Linked DNA regions of Homo sapiens: region 2 is linked to region 1. Evidence: read pairs that join two places in POLR2A ChIA-PET (ENCODE). Cell type or tissue: GM12878. All regions are shown on one strand. Region 1 overlaps MAPKAP1 (MAPK associated protein 1). Region 2 overlaps MAPKAP1 (MAPK associated protein 1).

Region 1 (4,000 bases):
TTCAGTGGCCACAGGGACAACGAGTAGGCCTGTGACAGCTCCGTCTTTACTTTCAGAGGGAGTCCACTCCTATCTCTGTGGAGTTGAGGTTGGCCTTTGGTAGATAGAGATAGTGAGTTGAATGCTTACGTATTTGGGAAGTGATTTTTTGGTATGGAAAATTATGTGTGTTAAGGTAAACTGAGGCATAAGATTTTAGAGTTTATTTGCACAAACAGCGATTCATGAATTGGGCAGCTTCAAATCAGAAGTGATTCTGGGGCTCCATTGAGGGAAAGTAAGCGGGGGAAGCTTTTGTAGGAAGACTGTGGAAGTAAAACAAAAGATTTGATTGATTAGTTATACAGTTGATCACTACCATTGGAAAGTCCTCAGTTACATAAGTTTGTTGGCTGCTTCTGACTAGATAAGCTTAAGGTTTTTTGTTTTTTTTTTCATATATGCATTTATAAGACATATCTCAAGTTTTGCCTATGTTTGCAAATCAAACAAGGTTAAGGTCATTTATAAGGCCTAACTAGTTTTGTCTGCTTGAATTTTTCAGACCAGGTCTGATTTTTTTGTTTTGTTGTTGTTGTTGTTTTATTTGTTTTTTTGTTTGTTTGTTTTTTGTTTTTTTTTTGTTTTTTTTTCGAGACAGGGTTCTTGCTCTATTGACCAGGCTGGAGTGCAGTGGCACGATCACGGCTCACTGCAGCCTCAACTTCCTGGACTCAAGCGATCCTCCCACCTCTTCCTCCCCAGCAGCTGGGACTACAGGCATGCACTACCACGGCCTCCCAAATTGTTGGGATTGTAAGCATGAACCACTGCATCTGGCCAGGCCTGGTCTGTTTTAATTTATTTTAACAAATGTGAATGTCTGTCTCACTTATTTTATTTTGTGAGAAGAAGATTGAAGATCACGTTTGTTTGGATTTCAGTTTTTCTGATAGCAGTAGTTAGTAAAAATATGAGTGTTAAAATATGATGAATTGTTGCCTTTTACTCTTTTCTAATTATCATATACTTTATAATTGAAATAGTTTCAGGCTGGGCACAGTAATCCCAACACTTTGGGAGGCTGAGGCAGGTGGATCACCTGAGGTTGGGAGTTCAAGACCAGCCTGACCAACATGTAGAAACCCCGTCTCTACTAAAAATACAAAATTAGCCGGGTGTGATGGCACATGCCTATAATCCCAGCTACTCGGGTGGCTGAGGCAGGAGAAGCAATTGAACCCGGGAGGTGGAGGTTGCAGTGAGCCAAGATTGCGCCATTGCATTCCAGGCTGGGCAACAATGGTGAAACTCCGTCTCAAAAAAAAAAAGAAAGAAAAGAAATAGTTTCAGCTTGTACAGTTAAGCATGATGGCCAGTTAGGTTTGTTTTTTTCAAATGCGCATACTGATTCTCTTATGTACAATATAAAAATGTGCATACTGATTCTCTTATGTACAATGCAAAAAATTTACCGAAGTATTTGAGCATATTTAAATTAGGAAAATATCAGGCAAGATGTTTCTTTTGTAAACTACTTCTGTCCAAAGCATTCTGTATATTATCAGAATGAAAAATGACAGCACTTTGTCATCTGTTCAAATTGATATTGCACTCTTTGCAATGACAGCTGAAAAGGCCCACAGGTGCCATATAAAGAGGTGACCATGTTGTCATATTTCATTTCGGCATCCCTCTGCAAAGCCATAATTACCTAATTAGGTTGTTAATTAGGAGATTAGCATTTCACTATATTGATAGAATGCTCTTTACCGGCGTGGGGTGAGATACAGATTTGTCTGCTCTAATTTATAATCTCTGCCTGTTTTGTACTTATTTATTTGCTTAAGATGCTGGTATGGGGCAATTCAGTTTACCTGAGAAACAGTTTACAAGCGAATGAAGCTTTGATCACTGGATTAAAGTTGCTGAGTTAAAATACGGACACATCCCCAAAATTAAAATAAAAATTCCAAGTTGGTATAACTTGTATTATTGTTAACACAGTCAACAAACACAATAAGAATTCACATTGTTGGTATAAAAAATTCAAAATACAAAAACTTAAGTCTGAACTATGACAGAGATTTATCTATCCTAAACTAGGCAAAATAAATTATTTTAATTATCTTCAATGACAGACCTCTGTCATTTATACTTGGGACTTATAAGAATATGCTAAATGTTTTGAATGTATTTAAGAAACTGAAGCTTGGTTAATAACTTCAGAACAAATATATTGAGTCTTCAGTTTAGACTTCCTTAGATAGTCATGCATCAGGGCTTATTTCATTTGTACCTTCTGTCCATTAGTCTGTGCTTGGAACATTCCCTTCCCACAGTCTTTGCAGTACTGAGGGGCTTATGGAATTTGAAGTATTTCACAGTAACCTTCACTTGGTGAGCTATTTGGAGTAAGCACGGTTTCTATAAAGTGTGTCTAACATTCTTTTGGGAGAGGGGGCGGGGAAAACGATTTCCATACATTTTCTCTGTAGTGTTTGTAATTTGCATTATGCATACTTTTCTGCCTTTTTTTAGTTAAGGAAATTAGGAGTTTCAGAACAATGTTAAGAGCACCATTCCCACTGAGGTAGTAGTTTAGCTTCTTTTGATCGTATTGGTATTGGCATTCAAATTGTAGTAAATGCATGTGTGCTTAAGTCCTTTTTCCCTACAGTTATGAAGAACTGCATTTGTTTTATAGCCGTAATTTTCTTAAAACTTTTTTTTTTTTGGAAATGGAGTCTTGCTCTGTTTCCCAGGCTGGAGTGCGATGGCACCATCTTGGCTTACTGAAACCTCTGCCTCCTGAGTTCAAGCAGTTCTCCTGCCTCAGCCTCCCAAGTAGCTGAGATTACGGGTGTGCACCACCACACCTGGCTAATTTTTGTAGTTTAGTAAAGATGGAGTTTCACCATGTTGGCCAGGCTGGTCTCGAACTCCTGACCTCAGGTGATCTACCTGCCTCGGCCTCCCAAAGTGCTGGGATTACAAGCATGAGCCACCGTGCCCAACCTAAAAAATTTTTAAAAATTAAAAAAAAATTTTAATACAAATAACAGAGAAGGGGTCTTGCTATAGTGCCCAGGCTGCACTTGAACTCCTGGGCTCAAGGGAACTTCCTCCTCTGCCTCCCAAAGTGCTGGGTTTACAGGTGTGAGCCCCTATGCCCGGCCAACTATATATATATGTGTGTGTGTGTGTGTGTGTGTGTGTATGTGTGTATATATATGTGTGTGTGTGTATATGTGTGTGTATATATATGTGTGTATATATATACGTGTATATATGTGTATATACGTGTATATATGTGTATATATACGTGTATATATGTGTATATACGTGTATATATGTGTATATATACGTGTATATATACGTGTATATATACGTGTATATGTGTGTGTATGTATACGTGTATATGTGTGTGTATATGTGTATATATGTGTGTATATATGTGTATGTGTGTGTGTATACGTGTATATATGTGTGTGTATGTATATATGTGTGTGTATATGTATATATGTGTGTGTATATGTGTATATATGTGTGTGTATGTGTATATATGTGTGTATATATGTGTATATGTGTGTGTATATATACATGTATGTGTGTGTGTGTGTATATATATATATATATTTTTTTTTTTTTGAGGCGGAATTTCGCTCTTGTTACTTGAGCTGGAGTGCAATGGCATGATCTTGGCTCACTGCAACCTCTGCCTCTTGGGTTCAAGCGATTCTCCTGCCTCAGCTGCCCGAGTAGCTGGGATTACAGGTGCGTGCCACCACGCTTGGCTAGTTTTTTGTATTTTTAGTAGAGACGGGGTTTCACCATGTTGGCCAGGCTGGTCTCAAACTCCTGACATCAGGTGATCCGCCTGCCTCGGCCTCCCAAAGTGCTGGGATTACAGGAGTAAGCCACTGTGCCCGGCCTGTTTTCTTAATATAAAAATATTATAAGGGGCTTCTCATGCGGATCCCCTGGTGTGGATTAGAATGTTGTGTCGTGCTCTGGTAGG
Region 2 (4,000 bases), 150 kb after region 1:
GTATAAATTATCCTGGTTATTTATTGTTTGCTTGATTCATAGAGGACCAACTGTGTGTTGTTTCTTTTCATTCTGTTGTATTAGCAAACATTTTCATTGTCCAGATTGTCCTCGTGTATGGAAATGTAACATATGCAGCCTGTTTAATTTTGTATTTGTAAATCTGACTTGATTTCCTTTTTGGCAACAGCTACTGTCTAGAGAAAAGAAAGGATTTTTCTTTGTGTCTGTTTAAAGTGACAGAAATATTGGAGCAAGTGATAAAGATGGAAAGCATTAATTACACACTTCTAAGAATTTAAAGGTCAGACAAGCTAAATATGTATGTTTTGCTCACTGGAATGTCTTGAAATTGTGCCAGGATTCGCTTTGTTCCTACCATAAAAGCACACATTTTAGATAACCATCAACTTACTTTGTATCTAAAAATTATGCCAGATTGTTGCTTTAGTTAATATGTGTCTTCAAAGTCGGGGAGCTCCCATTTCTGAGCCCATGTGATTGGTTTGGTGATGCTTCCCCCTTTGGCCATGTTTAGTTACTATGTCTCATTTTGATTTCCTCTGTTCTCCCCTCAGCTTATGTCGGAGTCTGTCAGCTGCTGCTATGTACATGTCAGGCTAGTGACTTGGAATGTTTATTAATACAATGTCAGTCTTGCTGTTGAAAAAAACTGTGATGCTTCTCAGAAGGTTGTGATAGAACGAAGCGTTTGATTTCCAGATCCTGTCTGCACTGCATGGTGAATACATTCTCAGATGTTATGCAGTTCACTGACCTGACAGTTATGGAACCCCGCCTGGGACCCCATTTCAGCAGGACATATTTGAACAGAAACAGTTTGCAAAACTTTACACACTTAAACTCCTGCCAAGGCAAACTGTTAGCCACTTGAGTTTGTTATAAATACCCAGTGGCAGTGGTTGGAAGTAGCCCACGGTGTGTTTTATATTCTGAACGGAATGTGAATGTCTTTGCAGTTATATAGAGTAGTAAATAATTGAGTTTGATTAGGGAGAGGGACCTCATTATCCCCCACCTGTGCCCAGCTGGAAGGGGAGGGTCGAAATGAAGCCATTAGCTGTCTCTCTTACTGGCATCTCAAAGAGCTCAAATACATCTGTGTCTTATTTTCTTTTCTGGCACAATCAGTCGAGCAAGCTAAGCAGGCATGACCGGATTTGGCAAGTCCCAAGGACTCTGGCAAAGATACACAAGGAGAAGGCGGAGGGCAGTCATTTTGGCTTCTCACTGCCCATTAGTCTAGCGAGTTATGTTTTTGGAAAATGTCTGTTTTGAAAAAGAGTACTTTGTCCAATGTCAAACATCGCATGCTCCCACAGTACGCTTTGATCTTTAAAAAAAATTTTTGGTCAGTCTAAGGGGAAACAAAATGTGGCATTCACACTAGTGTAAACTCTTTATGGATAAAGTCATACTCAGAGGACTTATTTTAAAGCAGGCATGCTGCAGTTATTACAAGGCCTTCTCTTGCTCATATATTTTCATTTTCTACCTTGAAATGCTGGAGAATGAACATGCATGGAATTGGACCAGAGCAGGTTGGGAACTAGAGTGTGTCTTCATCACTATTGGGAACTGGTCAGGACCAGAGACTCGAGAACTGCTCGTAGCAACCTTTTCCCACTTCTGCAAACTGAGACTGTGGCTTTTGAAACCATGACATTCTCCAATGTCTCCTTAAAAATCCTGTAGGTCATATGGTTAGTCTAAGAGTCTGGACATTCATAGTCAAGCTGAATTTGTTACAGTGGAAGTTGAACCTTTTCCACAGATTGGGTCAGTGGTTCCGGTATGGAAGATGTGCTCCCTGGAAGTCTCTTCTTTCCCCGAGTCCCTAAGACTCCCTTTGCGGCTGTGGAGGGATTAACAAACACAGACTTGGGAGTCTAGCTGATCTGGGTTCAAGTCCTGGCTCCTTCAGGACTTATTAGTTATATGATGTATTAACTTATTATATAACTCCAGACAAATGTCTCAACCTTGCCAAACCTCAATTTTCTCTTTTATAAAATGGAACTCATAATAACACCTATCTTTTCTAGGAGGATTAAACAAAGTAAGTGCTCAATAAATATTGAATATTATTGTCTCATCATTATATATTACTTCATTGTACATATGAAGAAAATGCTTATGCTTATTATATATTAACTGTTTATTAAGCATTTATCTTTTTTTAACTAATGGCTCATCTATAAGCATTTATTATATGACAGATATTATGGTAAGTACTTTAGAAGTATTTTGCCTTTACAACAATCTTAAAATCCAAGAATAATTATCATCCTCATTTTGTAGATGAGGAAATGAAGTTAAAGTGATTATGTTGTTATCCGTGAAAGCAGAGGTGGGGTTCCAAACCAGGTCACTTTATTCTAGAGCTTACTGTGCTCTGCTGCCTTCTGGTGCTGCCACCGTCTCTCCTAGCATGGTTTAGAGCTAAATGATGTTTGCGTTTTGAGACATCATCCCCACTAGGAAGCTTCCCGGACCCTCTCACCTCTGTGTGGCTGGGTTACGTGCCCTATGTTTGTTTTGGCAGCACTCTGAACTTGCCTCCACCTTTGTGACTGTCACACAGAACTATAATTGTTTGTTGACTTCTTATCTTTCTCTCCCACTGGACTGTGCAGCTTGGGTTAGGGACCACATTGTTGATTTCTGAATCCAAAACAGGATTTTTAATAGATGAGTGATCTCAGGTAAATTCCCTAATGCCTTCAGCCTCAGTTTCTATAAAATGGGTGTAATAATTGTACCTATTTTAGGATTGAATGAGTCAATACAGATATTTTTTAAAAAGCTTAAAACAGCACCTAGCCCATAGAAAGTGTTCAATAAATAGTAGTTGCTGTTATAATTGTTAAACAGTGGACAACTTGTATTGTGCAAATCAAAAAGTTCTTAATAAATGTTGTTGAAATTCTCTACACCACCATGATTTTTTAATTTCCATTATCATCATGCAAAGCCAGTGAATTAAGTTGAGGCAGAACATACCTGCTTCATAGTTAACACTTTCAAAAAGGAAAGTTTTGAAAACAACCCAGAGTGCTCCCCTTGGAGCTCTTGGGAAATTTTGGTGCTTGGGCCACAGGCTACTCACTGATAATGCCCCTGAATATGGCCACCAAGCTCAACAAATCACACATTTTAATGCCCCTGTGTTACCAATGACAGGCAGTGAGTTTTGAGACTCCCACCCCCCGATAAGCAGTCTCTGCTTAGGAGGCAGGGGAAGGAGGGGCTGAAGTGGGGCCTTTTCTCTTGGAATGATGACTTAGGGCAAGGGGAACAAAAGAGAACTAACGTCGACTCCCTTTACTGTTTGCCAGCCATAGTGTGAGGTGCTTGGCATTCATTGTCTGTTTCATGCTTGTGACAATTCTATAGGGAAGTAGCCTACTCATTTCATGGATGCGGCTGAGGTTCCCACATGTTACAGCAACATCTCCGTTAGCCACGGAACCAAGATTTCGGTCAAAGGGTATTTAACCCCCAGCCTATGCCCTTTCCTCTCCAGTATGCTGCCTTCCAACTTGAGTTCTGGTTCCAGCTCTGTTCCTAAAGATAGAATCTAAGCTTTTCAGATGAAGACCTGTGTCCCTGTGGGCTCCGTGGCTCCCATTGCCTCTCGCTTACTGCTTAGTACAGAAAGCCTGCTTGCGTTGGGTTCGTGCTGGCATACAAACTTTTTTGGGGTAACTGAGTGGCTGTGCGCTGGGACGGAGCTGAACTCCTCAAGCAAGGAGTCTCTTTTTAAAATGCCCATACATCGTTCAGTGGTTACGAGACTTGACAGGACCTAACTTTGAATTGACTGAAGCACTCCTGGCAGTGTTTCTTACGCTCCCTGACATGGAGTTTCACCCTAGACCCAGCATGGACAGCCCAAGGAGCCGTGGGAAGGGCAGCTGCTGCTTCTCAGTGTCCCTAGAATGCCCTGCTCTGGGGGAAAACAGGTTGTCTGTCCCTG

The links. ChIA-PET counts read pairs that join two places held together with the same protein. Peaks named below come from ENCODE experiments on the same cell type or tissue, not always from the same donor. Only the 100,000 strongest peaks of a DNase experiment are listed, where the experiment ranks them.
Region 2: POLR2A ChIA-PET joins it to region 1 with 5 read pairs; 4 of 35 experiments call an interaction of 5 or more read pairs at or near these places.

The regions. Positions count from the first base shown.
Region 1 is chr9:125,693,045-125,697,044 of GRCh38, reverse strand. All of the region lies in intron 1 of MAPKAP1 (MAPK associated protein 1), which reads left to right. Among named protein-coding and RNA genes, the nearest start is that of MAPKAP1, 12 kb to the left of the region's middle. RefSeq lists an enhancer at 202-941. In GM12878, no CTCF peak of the experiment used is centred here; no DNase peak of the experiment used is centred here; H3K27ac peaks cover 887 bases.
Region 2 is chr9:125,546,888-125,550,887 of GRCh38, reverse strand. The region is part of intron 6 of MAPKAP1 (MAPK associated protein 1); the gene reads left to right. Among named protein-coding and RNA genes, the nearest start is that of MAPKAP1, 160 kb to the left of the region's middle. In GM12878, no CTCF peak of the experiment used is centred here; no DNase peak of the experiment used is centred here.